Linked DNA regions of Homo sapiens: region 1 is linked to region 2. Evidence: chromatin loops called from intact Hi-C (ENCODE). Cell type or tissue: heart right ventricle. All regions are shown on one strand. Links, peaks and the distances in the headings refer to the core of each region. The heading gives the core; the rest is flanking DNA.

The links. A loop is a pair of places that touch in the nucleus more often than their neighbours do. Peaks named below come from ENCODE experiments on the same cell type or tissue, not always from the same donor. Only the 100,000 strongest peaks of a DNase experiment are listed, where the experiment ranks them.
Region 1: it touches region 2 in a loop (19-fold over the local background); 12 of 110 quality-filtered maps call a loop at or near these places.

What each region holds. Positions count from the first base shown.
Region 1 is chr4:16,895,355-16,904,822 of GRCh38, reverse strand. It overlaps LDB2 (LIM domain binding 2), which reads left to right and starts at 6,178. Exons shown (of 8, transcript NM_001290.5): 1 at 6,178-6,469. The coding sequence starts at 6,338. In heart right ventricle, for the core only: no CTCF peak of the experiment used is centred there; a DNase peak (open chromatin) is centred at 6,212; H3K4me3 peaks cover 3,852 bases; H3K27ac peaks cover 4,861 bases.
Region 2 is chr4:16,790,048-16,798,047 of GRCh38, reverse strand. The region is part of intron 1 of LDB2 (LIM domain binding 2); the gene reads left to right. Among named protein-coding and RNA genes, the nearest start is that of LDB2, 100 kb to the left of the region's middle. In heart right ventricle, for the core only: a CTCF peak has its summit at 3,012 (motif pointing left); a DNase peak (open chromatin) is centred at 3,037; H3K27ac peaks cover 1,375 bases.

The DNA of each region.
Region 1 (9,468 bases), core at 1,469-9,468, 110 kb before region 2:
CAACATTATTCTAGACCACCTCTCTCCTGGAGTAAGGGATTAGTTCTGTGTTTCCTTCGGTTTGGTTGTTGGAGCAATATTACCAGCACTTGGCATGGTGCTTAGTACATAGTAGGGGCTCAATATATACCTTGTTGAATGAAAGAAGCATAGTTTTGCATGTCTGCTAAGTTGCCTGAAGGCAGACACTAGATGGCAAGGGGCAGGAAGGCAGGTAGCCTGTGTGCCACATCACCTTGGCCTCCCAATGATCCCTAGCACCTAAGCAGATGCTGGGTACCTAATAATCATGTTATTATTTGAGCATTTAGATGTGAGGGTTCTAATGCTGTCAGATGTATTTGCTAATCCTTAGCAACAATCTTATAGACTAGTTTTTATCATTGTCCCCATCTTGCAATGAGATGACTGAGGTGCAGAGAGACTGAGTCATTTGCTCAGGTTCACGTGACAACTAAGTGGTGGCACCAGGGTTGAAATCTGCCACGCCTTCTATGTTTTCATTTATCTGTATTCCTCACCACATCTCAGCTCTACCTTGCCTTTACCTATTAGTGAAATGCTTATTGACTGAAGAAGCAGGTTGTATAGGGCACAGTAATAGGTAAGGAAGGGTTGGGCGAGGTGGCTCACGCCTGTAATCCTAGCTTTTTGGGAGGCCAAGGTGGGTAGATCACCTGAGGTCAGGAGTTCAAGACCAGCCTGGCCAACATGGTGAAACCCTGTCTCTACTAAAAATACAAAAATTAGCCAGGCATGGTCGTGGGCGCCTATAATCCCAGCTACCTGGGAGGCTGAGGCAGGAGAATCGCTTGAACCCAGGAGGTGGAGGTTGCAGTGAGCCAAGATTGCACCACTGTACTCCAGCCTGGGCAACAGAGCAAAAACTCCATAAAAAAAAAAAAAAAAAAAGAAAGAAAGAGGTAAGGAATGGTAGAGAAAGGGAATTGAAGAGTGGTAAGAAAGCTGGCTGTCTGAAGCAAACAGTGCTTGGTTGAAGGATTTGGAAAGGATGCAATTGATAGATTAAGAAAAAGGACAATGTTTCAAATACTTGGAAGAACCAGGCAGGTAAATGGAAATTAGGGACATTGGAGGGGACGGCTGTAGAGTGACAGAGACCATGGTGAACGGGCAAGCACAAAGAGGCTGGCCCCACTGCACACTGCCATGCAGCAGGGATGGGGCCAAGGGTGGTCAGAGCTTATAATTTTTCAGAGAAGATGAAAATCTGGATTGTATGTGAAATTCTTCACTTTTTAAACTGTGGGTAAGTATTTCCACTTAAAGGAACAATAATCATTCTCTGGGTTAAACCTAAGGTGAATGCAGCTAAATTAGGTCCCGAGTGTAAAGGGCAGGCCAGCTTTTAGAGCACCCTGAACGTCTGCATGAGGACTTTGGGAACTCATTCATACTCAATACACAAAATGATGCGTAAACGAGCATGGCTTAATCTTTGGGGGTAATAGAACTGTTGTGTTGGGGGTTAGACTTGTTTATTCTTTGCTAGGGTACAAATACTGCATACTTGCAATTCTCTATGGTTTTCTGAAGGAGTTGATTTACAATCTTAAAATAAGCACTTTGTTTTCTTCACTTCTTAGCTCATCCTTGACCCAGAAGACCAGTCATAGCTGATCCTTCAAGAAGCAAGAAAGAAGACAAACAGATGAACGACAAAGACAACCCGGTAACCTGGCGGTGCAAAGGATTCAACTCCTAGCTTGTGGATTTAGGAATCTATGCTGGGAGATCTGGGACAATAACAAAGATGGGAGTGGTGATTTGCAGGGCAGGGCTTCAGGGACAGGGGTCGGAGCGAGGCAGGGGGCATTGAGTGTCTGAAACTAAGCAAGACAACGAAGAATAAAATCCAAGTGAGGGGAGCCACTTTATCCTTTGCTTCTTCTTCCATTTAGTCAGGTCCATGTGTCTTGAGCATCTACTATGGGCTCAGCACCACGCTGGCCACCGGGGACAAAGAACAGAAATGCCCTTGAGATGAGGATGGACCTGACCTCTGAGCAGCAAAATGCTTAAGTCAAGCAGTCAGGCAAACTGGCTGTGAATTTTGTCTCTGTCACTTATTCATTGCATGACTTCAAAGAACTTTCTTAGCCTCTCATAGCCTCAGTTTCCCATTGGGTAAAATGGGAATAGTAATCAAATCAATTCCATAGATTTATTGCAAGATAAACTAAGAGTGATTGTGTAGACCACTCAGTACAGTGGCTGGCACATAGCAAGTACTGAACAAGTGACAGTATTTGTTCCTTTTATGTATTAATATAAGTCCTCTAATAGAAGAATATAGAAACTACACTACACTGACGACACCAAGGGGGAGGATGAATTTTTTTTTTTTTTTTTGAGATGGAGTCTCACTCTGTTGCCCAGGCTGGAGCACAGTGGTGCGATCTCAGCTCACTGCAACCTCCACCTCCCGGGTTCACATGATTCTTCTGCCTCAGCCTCCTGAGTAGCTGGGATTACAGGCATCTGCCACTACACGTGGTTAATATTTTGTATTTTTAGTAGAGATGGGGTTTCACTATGTTGGCCAGGCTGGTCTCAAACTCCTGACCTCCTGATTCACCTGCCTCGGCCTCCCAAAGTGCTGGGATTACAGGCGTGAGCCACCGCACAGAGCTTGCACTATAGTTTAAAATTATGTTCCCAAATATTTACTAGCTCTTCTACACTGTCTTTCCCTTGCCCTCACTAGATGGCAAGGGGCAGGAAGGCAGGTAGCCTGTGTGCTATGTCACCTTGGCCTCCCAATGATCCCTAGAACCTAAGCAGATATCAGGTACCTAATAATCATGTTATTATTATTATTTTTATTATTATTTGAGACAGGGTCTTGCTCTGTTGCCCGGGATGGTGTGCAGTGGTGAGATCTCGGCTCACTGCAACCTCCACTTCCCAGGTTCAAGCGATTCTCCTGCCTCAGCCTCCTGAGTAGCTGGGATTACACGCACCCACTACCATGTCCAGCTAGTTTTTCTTTTCCTTTTTTTTTTTTTTTTTTTTTTTTGGAGACGGAGTCTCGGTCTGTCACCCAGGCTGGAGTGCAATTGCACGATCTCGGCTCAATGCAACCTCCATCTCCCAGGTTCAAGGAGTTCTCCTGCCTCAGCCACCTGAGTAGCTGGTCAGGCACGTGCCACCACACCCGGCTAATTTTTGTATTTTTAGTAGAGACAGGGTTTCACCATGTTGGTCAGGCTGGTCTCAAACTCCTAACCTCGTGATCCGCCCGCCTCGGCCTCCCAAAGTGCTGGGATTACAGGCGTGAGCCACTGCACCCGGCCTATCATGTTATTATTTGAGCGTTTAGATGACAGGGTTCTAATGCATTTGGATGTATTTGCTAATCCTTAGCAACAATCTTATAGACTAGTTTCTATCATTGTCCTCATCTTGCAATGAGATAACTGAGGTGCAGAGAGACTGAGTCCTTTGCTCAGGTTCACGCGACAACTAGATGGTGGAGCTAGGGTTGAAACGTGCTCTGGCCCTGCTGTTGGCTCTGCCTCTATCCACTGTGAATGGAATATTTGTTGAATAAATAAACAAATGAATGTGTAATTTAAAAAGATTTATGGAGGAGACAATTTAATTTAATAGAAGGATAAGTAGCAGTTTGTAGGTAAACTAGGGCCAGAAGTACAAATGTGGCCATGCATAAGAAAGATTGCAAGTTTAGGAAGATCAAGTATAGCAAATAAATAAATGAATGAACACACAAATGAGTAAATGAATGAGTGTGTGTGAGTGTGTGTGTGTATGTGACAGAGGGAGAAAGAGACAGCACAGAAGTGCGGGTCTTACCGAGCCCTGTATGCCATGTTCCTAAGGAACTTGCACGTTTTCCTTCTGGCAGCAGGGAAACACTGAGGGGGAAAACATGGGACATGATCGCTTTCACTTATCTGAAATCCACATTCTCATTTGAATAAGGACAGACCACAAGTTAGAAGAGGACTGTGAATCTGTGGGCAGGGGGACCAGTTCGGAGACTCCTGAAATAACGGGGATGAGAATCAGGGATATGGATCAGCATTATCAAGTTTCAGATAGTTCTGAAATGAGAGTCTTTCACTATTAATGGCAAGAAATATTTCCAATTATAATTGGCAATGGTCTGCAGAAACAAATGAGAGCAAACCAGAACCTTATTCAGAGAGGGATTCCCTTCCTAAATGGATTTTTGAACTGTTTCATTTTTTTTTGTTACTATTGGCCTGCACAGGCCTGCCTAGGTGTTACTTTCATTCTTGCACTGAAATGGTCACATTAACACAAACTCAGGCAGACACTAAACTTTCAGAATGTCTTTAGTTTGAGAGTTTAAACATAAGGAACCATTAGGTTTTGCAGTGGCTGCCATACCAAAACGTAAATCATGCCAAAATTGTTTGAAATCCTGTCTTTAGAAGGTTGTGTGTTTTGACAAACCTTGCAGCAAATTTGGTCCAGCTTTCGGATTTGTAATGAAACCTGAAACCAAGCATTCTCGCCTGCCTTGGGGTCTCCTAGCGCAAGTTCCAAGCAGCCTTAGTGTAATACCTACCCTAATCTCATCCTGGGAAGCGACATTAGTGTGTTAGGCTGCGCTGCTGGAAGTTTGGGGTGGACTCAGCAAATATTTCATGCAATTATGAAGAAGGACTGATCAAGACAGCAATACACTTTTCTGTGTCTGAGTATTTTTAAGAGTGTAAATTGCAGAATTAGCAATACTCTATCCCCTGTTGGCTAGTGACTTGGAGATACCCAAGCCATGATTGGGGCAGAAAGTTAATTAATCTGCTTATTAAAAAGAAGAAATGTCTCATTTGCATGCATTTGCATTCAGGTCTTGAATTCATTATGCTTTTTGGTGGTCCTTTGCTTTATTTCCTTAATACCACTGACCTACCTAGGTGTTAGCTCAATACATTTAAATTTTGTGTGGCTGGGCTTTGTTTAAGTGTCGTATCTCTGGTTATAGTGGGTTCTAGCAGAATTTGATTATTTTATAGATTGTTTAATTCTCTATAGAGATTTTCCCCTTCCATGGGCTGTTGGGATTTCTTATGGTTATCATATACCACAGTTGGGAAAATATTTGTTTACTTGACCAATCTTGGAAAATACAGACTTTGTCTCCATAAGAGTTGGACATGTTATCTGGGGATGATCCATTCAATTATTTGCAATTTCCTTCTCAACCAAATTTTCCGTGGTCATTTTTGTGGCAGTTTTCTCCTTCTTTGCTTTTCCTGTCTTATTGGGAGGTCTGTTTGGGTTTTTTGTTTGTTTGTTTGTTTGTTTTTCCTTCCTGGGAAAAAAGACCATTGCTCTCCTTAAGTGTATTTTATACCTTCCACATTCAGAACGACTGTTTTTACCTGAAAATGCCCAGGCACCTTAAGGGCCTGAATGAAGTCTTTGGAGAAGAGGGAGGTGGCTGGGAAGAGGGGTGAGTGGGGAGAGATGGGAGTGAGATGGAGTGGAGGGCAAAGAATATAACAGCCCTTGGAACAACAGCAAGTAAAGCAAAACTACATAGGGAGATTAGTGCTGAAATAAATCTCTGCATGTGAGTGAATCACCGGTCCCAATTCGGGGCACCACAGTGCCCGTGTTTCTGTATTTTGTAGTAATCAACATTTCTGATACATTACAACAGTGTGGTTGTCAGGGGTGAGCGGCTCATGTAGCGGTTAGACCACCTCTATGCTAACAAGCTTAGCAATCAGGTTGTGAAGGGTCCTGGCTGGAGGAAAAAAATTAAAACCAAACCTTAGACCTCTTGTCAGACTGTGAGGAGAATTATATTTGTGAACTAGTCTACAATGTGGACAGGAAATGACCTCTCCACAAACTGCTTCTTTAAAAACAAGCAGTGGTGCCTAAAGCTATCCAGCTCCTCTCTCTCTCTCTCTCTCTCTCTCTCTCTCTCTCTCTCTCTCTCTCTCTCTCTCTCTCTCTCTCCCCCTCCCTCCCTCCCTCCTCCCTCCCTCCCTCCCTCCCTTCTTCCCTCCCTTCCTCCATACCAACCTCCCTCCCTCTCTGGAGCTCCTGCTCTCTCCCTCTCCCTCCTCTCCCGTGCTCCCTCCCTCCCTCCCTCTTTCCCTCCCTCCTCTCCTCTCCCTCTCCTCTCCTGCTATAGAGGGCTCCGACAGCAGTTCCCAGCCAGCGTGTTCAGCCTGCCTGCCTGCCTGCCTCTGTGTGTGTGTGAGCGTGTGTGCGTGCGTCTACTTTGTACTGGGAAGAACACAGCCCATGTGCTCTGCATGGACGTTACTGATACTCTGTTTAGCTTGATTTTCGAAAAGCAGGCAAGATGTCCAGCACACCACATGACCCCTTCTATTCTTCTCCTTTCGGCCCATTTTATAGGAGGCATACACCATACATGGTACAGCCAGAGTACCGAATCTATGAGATGAACAAGAGACTGCAGTCTCGCACAGAGGTAAGTACTTCAACCTTGGGGATGTGTTTGTGTATTTTTGTTAAGCTATGCATGAGCTTTTCCTAGGGTTTCTGGCTGAATTCTATGGGAAGTGTCCCACTTGATACTACCACGTACGTGGAAATGAGCGCCAGGATGAATCCACGAGTTTGGACGCTGGGTTTCCAGGCACAGCAACTCTTGTAGCAGAGGACAGTTTCTGCCGGAATCTTGAGACAACCCAGCACTTGATTCACATGCCGGGTTTCCAGAAATGTTGCTCTTCCAGAACTCTGGTGTTTTACAGGCTCTGAGTCAGTCCTGTTGGTGTTTCTTGAGATATAATTCCAAGGAATTTTGTGATTGTTTGCATCTGGCTATATATATATATACATATGTGTATATATATATATATATATATATATATACATATGTGTATATATATATATATATATATATATATATATATATATATATATTTTCTTTTTTACAAATCCTAGAGGAAGTCTGCTTTGACCTGTATTTACTTTTCAGAGTCACCAAAATCGAGGTAAAAAGGGGCAGAAGAGTAAACCTGCCTACTTCTCAGAACTAGCCCTGGAGGGACACATGTTTGTATATTTCAGTGTTAAAATCAGAAACCAGTTGCTTGGGGCAAGGGGACTCTAGACTTTCTCCTATTGCTGTCGGCCGTGCCCCCCTATCACTCTACCTTAGGACAGGAGCTGGTTCAGCTTTCAAGTCAGCTCTAGTTTTTGCATATTTGAGATCTTGTGCCTGAGAGAGGGAGACTCAGCCTCCTAGGCAGCCAGCAACTCTGGGAGCAGAGAGAACAGGACTTTCAGAACTTTTTAAATGCAAAACTCCAGACTCGCCTCCTGCAATTTAAATATTTTATGTCAGTTGACTTTTTCTCTGTGCTAGCTCAGCTGGCAGGTCTTGCTGCTGGATTGTCCATCTGCCTGTAAGTTGGGGCTTTGTGTGGAAGTGTTCGGAAAAGGAGTTTGTTATAGGTGCACCAAAGTCACTTTAGGAAGTGGAAATTGCTAGGAATTTAGTCTTCTCTGCAGAGTATAAATACCACAAGATTTATGCCAAAGAGCTTTTAGGGAATAGCTCTGGTGGAATTTTAGATTGAAGATTGACTTTTAACTCTAGGAAGGGACTCCATTAAGTTTGTGCTATGGGATAAAACACAGTTGGCTTGAATTGTCAACAGAGCCATAGAGAATTCATGACGTTTCGTGTATTTAATACAGCTAACAAGATGTGACCTGCTTTCTGATTGGCTAACTGCTGGACAAGGACTTATATGTATTTTAAAAGCTGGGTTGTCTTTAATGACTGCTGTTTTCTTTATATGTTAATACACCATAGACGCTAAATATGACTGCTGGTACTCTTGCTCTTTCTAGAAGCCAGTAGCTTCTATAGAAGTGCAAACTATGTTTTGCTTAGGATAGTGAACTGTTGGCAGTGACTGATATTTGTGCTTGCTGTTTTGTGTATGTTGCTTTGTGTGTGTAACAGTTTGTATATTTCCTTCAGATCTTTGCAACTGTGTGTTGGAATCTTAAATCTCTGCATAAACCATTGGTTGACACAGGCTGCTTTCATAATTAGGAGGATAGAAAATGTCTTATAGTTCAGGCACACATTAATTGCAATACAAATTTGGAAAAAATAGTCTTTTAAAAGTATGATTAGTTATAAAAAAAGAGGCCAGGGACCATTATGGCTCAATTCTTGAACAGCAACAATATTTAAAAATGACCTGTCCACCTTACATTTTAGAAAGTTTTTGAGGAATTGCAGAGATTCTTCTCCATCCTCCTGCAGTTAGGAACACAGGCAGCTTTCTCTGATATCTGCCTGCCCTCCTGCCCATTACTGAGCACTTGGCCAGGTCTGAGCTAGGAGACTTATCTGCAAGATTTCCCTACTCTTGCCCTCATTAAAAAAAACTGCAGGATTCAATATGGTCCCAGGTTTGTTTCCCATTTGAGACAAGACATTTGAAAAGACCTCCTTTCGCAGTATGCTTTGCAAAGATGGTACATTATTTTTTGTGAGAGCTAAACTCAGGAATTCCTAACTTTTGGATTATGGGGTATTACTTTTAAAGATTTAGCTCTGAGTAGAAAAAGACTACTTCATAGCTCAAGAACCAAGAGAAGAAAGCTTGCTATGACAAATCTTAAAGATTTTTTTAAACCTCCCTGCCTGTAACAGTAAAGTGCTATGAACTGTTTTCTGGTGTGTCCTAGAGCTAACCGTTTACATTTTTCCCTCCTTAATTAGATAATTTTTCAAATAATTATTCAAATAATTGCCTCAATACTTCTTTTTTTCTTTGCTAAGCAGTAAATACTGTCATGAACGCAATGCCATACATTTGTTTTTATTTCATATGAAAAGGGGAGAGAATCAAATAATTGCTCCTAAGATATTTAAATATTTACATCAAATATTAAATTTTGATCATGATGTATGTACCTTGAAAAAAACAATTTTCATGTAAAGTTACACTATACCTTTACCAATAATTGTTATTTATGATAAAGCTGCTCTGAGTTCTGGAGAGGGATTGGTTGGGATAAAATACAATGATACTCAGCAAGAGTTATTAGTTTATTCACATGCAAAATCAAATATGCCTTTGAGTGACTACTTTGAGAATTTAGCCAAAGCATACAACCATTTTGGGCAAGACTGACTCACCCATCCCTCTTCCATCTCTCTCTTCCTCTCTCTCTTCTGGTCCCACTCCTATAGTATATAGTATTATTTCATTAAGTCCTAATATCTCTCTCACACACACACACACACAAACACACCCCACTGGGTAATACTCTCAAGTCTTCACCCCTTTTTGAACATGGACCTGGCTAGAAAAACAATATATAGCAAATCAGTATGTGATGAAGAAATTGTAATCAAGTTTCTGGAAATTTCCTAGAAACCTCCTTTTTTATATGGAAAGAAATTAGTAAAGAACCATGATGTTTACCTACTCTCCT
Region 2 (8,000 bases), core at 1-8,000:
TTTTTTTTTTTTCGAGACAGAGTCTTGCTCTGTCGCCCAGGCTGGAGTGCAGTGGCATGATCTTGGCTCACTGCAACCTCTGCCTTCTGGATTCAAGCAATTCTCCTGCCTCAGCCTCCCAAGTAGCTGGGGCTACAGGTGGATGTCACCATGCCTGGCTAATTTTTGTATTTTTAGTAGAGACAGGGTTTCACCATGTTGGCCAGGCTGGTCTCAAACTCCTGACCTTGTGATCCGCTCACCTCGGCCTCCTAAAATGCTGGGATTACAGGGGAGAGCCACCATGCCCAGCCTTGATTATACAGCTCTTAAGTAGTGATGGTCATAGGTGAGCAGGGAGTCTGGCTCACGGGATAAAGTTATTAACCACGAAGCTCAGAGCCTCTCTAATAAATGTTAGCTATTATTATTATCATTCCTAACTATTCTAGAGAACCCTAGGACCCGAGAATGTAACAGCTATTCAGTTCTTTAGTCATATTAATTTGGGAATACTCAAAATGTCTCAGCATATTAAAGCATTTGAGAAGTCAGATAGTAAAGACATCATTTATTTTTTTTAAGTAGACTTTTTACTTTAGAATGCTTTTAGATTTACATAAGAATTGCAATGACGGTAGAGAGAATTCTCATGTATGCTGTGCCCATTTTCCCCAGCTGTCAAGATCTTACGTTAGTATGATCTTAGTCTGATCTTAGTATGATCCTTAGTTTGTCAAAACTAATGAACCAATATTAATACATTACAGTTGACCCTTGAACAATGGGTTTGAACTGCATGGGTTTACTTACACCTGCATTTTTTTCAGCCAAAGGCGGATCAAAAATACGCATGTGTGAGATGAAAAGCCCTCATACAGGGCGGGCTGACCTTTTCGTCTATGTGGTTCCTCAGGGTTGACTGCAGGACTTGAGGATTTTGGTCAATGCAGGGGTCCTGAAACCAATTCTCTGCATATACCAAGGAACCACTGTATTATTAGCTAAACTCCACACTTTATTCAGATTTCTTCAGTTTTTTCATAATATTTTCAGGCTTCCCTGCACAATACCACGTTGCATTTGGTCATCATGTCTCTATAGGGTCTTTTTGCTTGGAACAATTTCTCAGACTTTTCTTATGTTTGTTAACCATGAATGTTTTAAGAAGTGCTGGTTAGGTATTTGGCAGAATGTCCCTCCCTTTGGGCGTGTCTGCTGTTCTTCTCATGATTAGACAGGGGTGATGGGTTTTGGGGACAAAGACTACCAAAGTACAGTGCCATTCTCATCACATCCTATGAAAGGCACATGTTACCAACATGGCTTATTAGTGACGATGTTAAGCTTGATCACCTGGCTGACTTAGTATTTGTCAGGTTTCTCCACCACATGATTACTCTTTTTTCATGTTTCCTTACCATACTCTTTGGAAGGAAGTCACTAAGCCCAAGCCCAAGCTTAAGGGGTAGGGAGGCTCCATCTCCTTGCAAGGGGGGTGTCTACATAAATCACTTGTGATTCTTCTGCATGGGAAATGTGTCTCATCTCTTCCATTTATTTATTCAACCATGTATGTATATCAGCATGGATTCATGGATGTCAGTATTGTACATTGAGTTATAATCCAGTACTATGTTATTTATCTTGTTATTCAAATTTTTCCACTTTTGGTCACTCATTGCTACTGAGGTGTTGTTGCTTTCAGACTCTCTCAGCAGTGAGAGTTTAGAAACATATGTGTGTATACTAATGCCATTTAATGTTTTGTTTTGTTTTGTTTGAGACAGAGTGCTCACTTTGTTGCCCAGGCTGGAGTGCAGGGGCACGATCTTGGCTCACTGCAACCTTCGTCTTCTTGGCCCAAGGAATCCTCCCACCTTAACCTCCCCAGTAGCTAGGACCACACGACACCACCATGACGGGCTAATTTTTTTTTTGTAGAGATGGGATTTCACCATGTTGCCCAGACTGGTCTCACACTCCTGGACTCAAGAGATCTGCCCACCTCAGCCTCCCAAAGTGCTGGGATTATAGGCGTGAACCACCGCGCCGGCTCATTTAATGTTTATAAGCAAATGTTTCCCAAATTTCTTTGACTTCGGGGACCTCCTTCCCTCTCAGTACCCCAAACATTGGTTAACACACCTCAGAAGGTTAATATTCCATGGGATCCAATTTGCTAAGTGGGACTATAGCAATAGCATTTGTCTATCTCAATTTTAACAATAGAAAGTATTAGTAACAGTAGCTACAATTATAATAGGTACCGTTTAGCGACTATCTATTATGTACTGGTCCTACAGGTTAAGGTGGTGGGGGAGACTCCTGAGTCCTCATTCTCAAGGGATTCGGAGTCTAGTGAAAGACAAACAAATTACAGATCAGTGTCATAAGTGATTTGCTGGAGATAAAGGCCTCCATTCATGGTATTGTTCATGCCTGAATAACTGCCTGTCTTTCTGCCTTCCTCTTTCCTCTCTCTGGTGCATTACCCAAGGTGAGCTAGAGTGAACCACCTCAAATGCTGTTAAGGAAGTATCTCTCTCCTTTGGAAACCCTTCAAGGGTTTCCTGTTGACCTCAAGATAAAGCCCAGCAGGACTAGGACTAGAGGGAGACCAGCAAGACACCTCAGGACAAATGTTAGGAAGGGCTTGCTCAGATGCAACCTTGCACTTGCACGTTCCTGGCAGTGAGCGCATCCTTAGATTGTGCCCAGATTTCTTTTGGTGACTTACAAGGCCTTTTATGATTGGGTCTCTGTAATATGGACTCTTTAACTGCCGTCTCCACCACAGGCTCTCTTTCTGCAGCCACATCTGACATGCTTCTCTTCCCCAGGCTCTCTCTTCACAGCAAGGTCCAGGTGTTTCTGGAAGAATCTTCTCCTCTTCATCTGACCAATTCCTACTCTTTCTGCCAGTCTTGGGTAAAGGTTATGTGCTCCGGGAAGATTTCCCTGTCCTCAACTCAGGCTCTCCATCGAGATCCTATTTTCAAGCATGTCTTCCCCGCTCCTAGCGCCCTCTACTGGCCTAGAGAGGCACTGATTCTATTGATTGTCTACTAGGTTGTGTCTTTCCTGCCTGGATTTTCGCTCACTGTTTAATTTCCACTGCCTGGCACGTGGCCATGAGTGCTCAATACTGTCAGGTTGAGTAAATGAACACATGATTGTATGTGGGAATGAACTCAGACTGAACATCAGGAAAGGCTTCCAGGAGCAGGTGATGCTTAAGTTAAATCAAAAAGGAAAGATGAAGCTTCAGTAAGGCTGAGAACTTTAATAATAGGTTGAACCCCATCCAAAATTGTCATTTATGTAAACAACAAATGGTTGAGTGTTCATAAGCATCAACCTAATAATAGGTAACATCATTGAATATTTAGTGTGTTATGCTCTTTAAATGTATCAATTTATTATTGATGCTATTAACCCCATGGGATAAATACTTCTATTATTTACATTTGAAAAATGAAGAGATTGAGGTACAGAGAAGGTGAGTAACAGACCCAAAGTCACACAGCTCAATAACAAAGCCAGAGCTCCAGCCTAGGTCATCCACTCTGGAACTCAGAACCCTTGGCCTGCATCATGAAAGCAAGGACAGGGAAGGTATAAGAAGATGAGACGTGCATTTTTCATAGAGATCTGTTGCACAGATTGAAGGTACAGTGATAGCTGAGGAGGAGCTGCAGTCATCTTGAGGTGGTCATCCTAATATCATTACATGGTTTCTTTTAGCCACCTGTTCCCTTAGCCAAGATACCCCCTGACTTCCACCTCCTGTCAACTAAGGCACCTTCAGGATATAGAATATAGCCTGGCATTTTAGGGGGTGTAAACCAAATCATCTCAGCTCTGCCCCAGGGTGTCAGCCCCATGCTGCCTAACCCATATATTTGAGCTGCTTGTTGTGGGCTTTAAGGTCGTTAGTAAGCTCCAAGAAGGCCCTGTTTTGATAAGAGAGAGCAGTGCTGTCCCCTTTGGGCACGGCCCTTCCCCTGGAAGGATGCAAACAGATTTTGAATATGTAATACTAACTGAAAGAGGCAGTATGGCTTAATGACCTTTAGCTGGTAAATCTAAGACATTACCGAGAGGGGTAGGAAAGGAGCTGCAGGTCCCAGATAAGTGCTTTAATTGCACCAATAACCCCATGTAGTTTTCCAAGGCCTCAGTTTCAATATCTGTAAAATGGGGATAGAGCCTGCCTGTCTCATTACATTCTGGTCCCTCTTAACTTTCATGTTCACTTATGGTTCTTACCACATCATGGTTCAGATTGATGTTCTATACAGCTGTGCTCCAAATACATTTTGGGTTTTATATTTCCTACCCCAGTGGAGTGACTTAGACTGCAGGGAGAGGTTACAAAGAGGAATCATTAAAAAGCCCTTAGTAATAATTGGTGAAATATTTACATGACAGATTTAGATTTATTCAGGTGATTTTATTCCTGAACAAAACACTGCTTTTTGTATGTATAAATGGCTGCTTAAAAGACAAAAACCCTTTAACATGAGAAAAAACACATCTTGGGTAAAGACCTGCACGATTAAAAATAAGAAGCTTCAAATGGCAACCTGGGAGCTGATGGTTTGACGGTTTGGGCTTCAGATGGAATTCCACCTATGGAACCCTCCAAACCTTTAAGTATAATTAAGCACAAAATACCACCTGAAGGAACACTGGAGATTAGACATAAACCCACAGAAGCCAGAAAATTCAGGTCACCAGCCTCATTCTGCCCTGGTTAGAGGGTGCTTTGATGCTGTTCTCTCCCTGGGGGTCAGGAGCTGCATATAATCTCCTAAACGATAAGGACCAAAAAAAGGGCACAAAAGCTTGAATTAAAGGCAACGCGTATACCAATTTTCAGCTGCTTCCCTTTTGTCAGCTGAAGGAAGCCTATAGATTCTATTTAGCACACTTAGAAATGAAGTTTCCTGATTTGGAAAATCAAACGTTTAAGCTGTACAAAGAAAATAGCCACCTTCAACCTCTACTTATATAACCTGAAATCCTGTACAATATACTCCAACCAAGGGGGTCCATTTCTTTGGGGCCCTGCTCCTTTTCTTTTGGGTTTGAAGAGGGCTTGGGATTGTTGAACTTGCTCAACATCACACAGCAAGAATGGAGCAGAGCTGGGATTTGAACCCCCAAATTGATGTTTATTTCTACAACAGTATGCTGAAAACATTTTGAAAAGTGCCTTTATAAAATGTATCATGATGTTCCTTCCTCCTTCCTCTTGTTAAAGCTTCCTGTAAGAATTTTCATAATTCCTGCCTGTAAGTCACTGAGCAAAAAGGACTGTTTAACTGCAGACAGGAGCCGAGGAGAGGCCAGGGACATGGATAACTGGGAGGAATGGCAGCTTTTCACATTTATCTGTCCAGATTGGCAGGGTAATGTCTATGGGCTCTTTGCTCTCCCCATAACCATGATGCATCTTTCGAAAAGGAAGAGAAGTTGCTCAGAAGGAGCAGTTAGATAATTGGTTGTGGAGAGGAGGACTTAGCAGACAGCAACAGGTATCAACTCTGTGACACTTTCATCTACATTAGAAGGTGAAATAGGTCTTAAAAAACTATCCTGTGTGATACAATTACATGGTGAGAGAAATAAAATCTCATGGCTGAGACTGAAGTCAGATCAAATTTAAAGCACAGGTAATTAAAGAGACAAATCAGTATCTATCTTATAGGCTTGTCATGAGGATTGAATATTTGTAAAACACTTTAAACACAGTCTGGCACACAGTAAGAATATAAGTATTCAGAAAGTAACATTTCATGGGTCGCCCTGTTGTCCAGACTAAAATATGAATCTAAGGATAGAGAGCTCATATTCCTATTACACAGTAAGTGCTCAACAAAGTTTAGTGGATAAAAAACTTAGGTTAACACTAATGATCTCACAATATGTGAAATCCTCAAATCCACACCCATTTTGTTTCTCATCAAGTGTGTACATGTTAGGGTATTGGAAGTATAAAACACTGCAAAATCAAGATTATGAGACTGTTCAACTCCTCTCCTTCAAAATTGAGAGTTTATCTACGTAAGTCACTAAAAACATTAAGGGGATCAGGAAGTATCACATAATAAAAAAATGTTTGGAGCTTCAAGCTTTCCCCATGTAAATAGGTACCACCATTTCACACAGCTCTCTGAAGTGCTCAAGTTGCTGAAATGAATGTACAGAAGTTATCTTGTTTCTGGAGATTATAGGTAAACATTTTATGATACCTGAAGGGTCAATTCGTAATCTTCAATAAAGTGCTGGTTTCTTCGTGCAAGCCTCCCAGCCTCCTTTACAAAATCAAAAACAAGAGAGGTACTACAGCAAATTACCTGATTAGCTATCTTTCAAAATTAAATTGGTTCTGATCTGGATGTTGTCAAAAAAAATATCTAAAGCCTGGGGAAGATTACAGTGTTTGTAAATCAAAAGCAGCTGCTTCTATTTGTAATGGCTGTCTTTCTTTTTTTTTTTTTTTTCTGAGCCAGAGTCTCGCTCTGTTGCCCGGGCTGGAGTGCTGAGGCATGACCTCAGCTCACTGCAACCTCCGCCTCCCCCGTTCAAGCAATTCTCCTGCCTCAGCCTCCCGAGTAGCTGGGATTACAGGTGCTCACGACCATGCCCAGCTAATATTTGTATTTTTAGTAGAGTCGGGGTTTCACCATGTTGGCCAGGCTGGTCTCGAACTCCTGACCTCATGATCCACCCACCTTGGCCTCTCAAAGTGCTGGGATTACAGGTGTGAGTCACCCCGCCCAGCCGTTTTTGTTGTTGTTGTTGTTGTTGTTTTGGTTTTGTAAGCCTGATTTGACAATCCCCTTTTAGGTTTGAGTTCACAACAAATATGAAAACTAAGCAAAGCATTAAAGCACAAAGAACAGGCTTTGTCATGGAAATCCTAAAATGCTCTTAGCTGTTGCAGGAGTGTGAGATGTTGGCTTGGGCATCAGTAGAGAAAGCTAACCTGGTAGTTGATAATGACAAGTAGTTATGTAAGTAGATTTTCTGAGCCAGGCAGTTGGGCTTTTCTAGAAAATAGAAGTTGCTGAGCAAAAAGGGTGTGAAGAAAGGGCCTGGTGTGCCTGTATGTATAGCTCTCATCCACACAGCCTAAGTCCTGGATTGCCTACTGAAGTCTCTACTCAGGATACCACAATTTAACAGTTTCACACATTGCTTTGGGTTTTAGGCAATTTTTTTTTCTTTCTGGTTCATACCTGAAAGTAACTTTTTGCAAGAGCATTAAACTTAACTCTGGGTTACCTGGAAGAAGAACTGGAAATCTCAGATGACTCACATTTCCTGTGCTGTAACTCCAGGATTTTCAAACATCTGACACTTTCATCCCGGTTATCGAGGAAATAATATGTTAGCTCCGTCAGACTGCTTTGAATGGTCATGCATTGCTTAACGACAAGGATACGTTCTGAAAAACGCATCCTTAGGTGATCTTGTTGTTATGCAAACGTCATGGAGTGTACGTACACAAACCTAGGTGGTATGTACATTTTTATTTATATATTTTTTTCCTATGGAAAACCAAATGTTCCAGCACTATTACTGAATATCAATCATTTCCTCTACTCATGCTGCATTGCTGATATCTAGTGCCATGTATCAGGTTTCTATATTTGCTTCAATAGAACCTTATAGGACCACTGTCACATAGGCAGTCTGTTGTTGACTGAAATGTCCTTATATGGTGCATGACCGTATTATGTTCTGGGGTAGAAACAAAACTTTGAGGGCATGCAGACCTGAGTTTGAATCCTGCCTTCCTGCCTTAAGAGTTTTGCCATGCTGGCTAAACTCATCAGCCTCTTGGAGTCTCGATTTGTAAAATGCAACTAGTAAATGCTGTCAGGAAAGACTTCCTTCCTATAAGCACTCAGTGTCTGGTATTTAGTGGGTGCTTTAATCACTGGCTACTGTTATTCATTGTAGACCTTTCAAAAGGGTATACAGGGACAACATGGCATTAAAAGTCA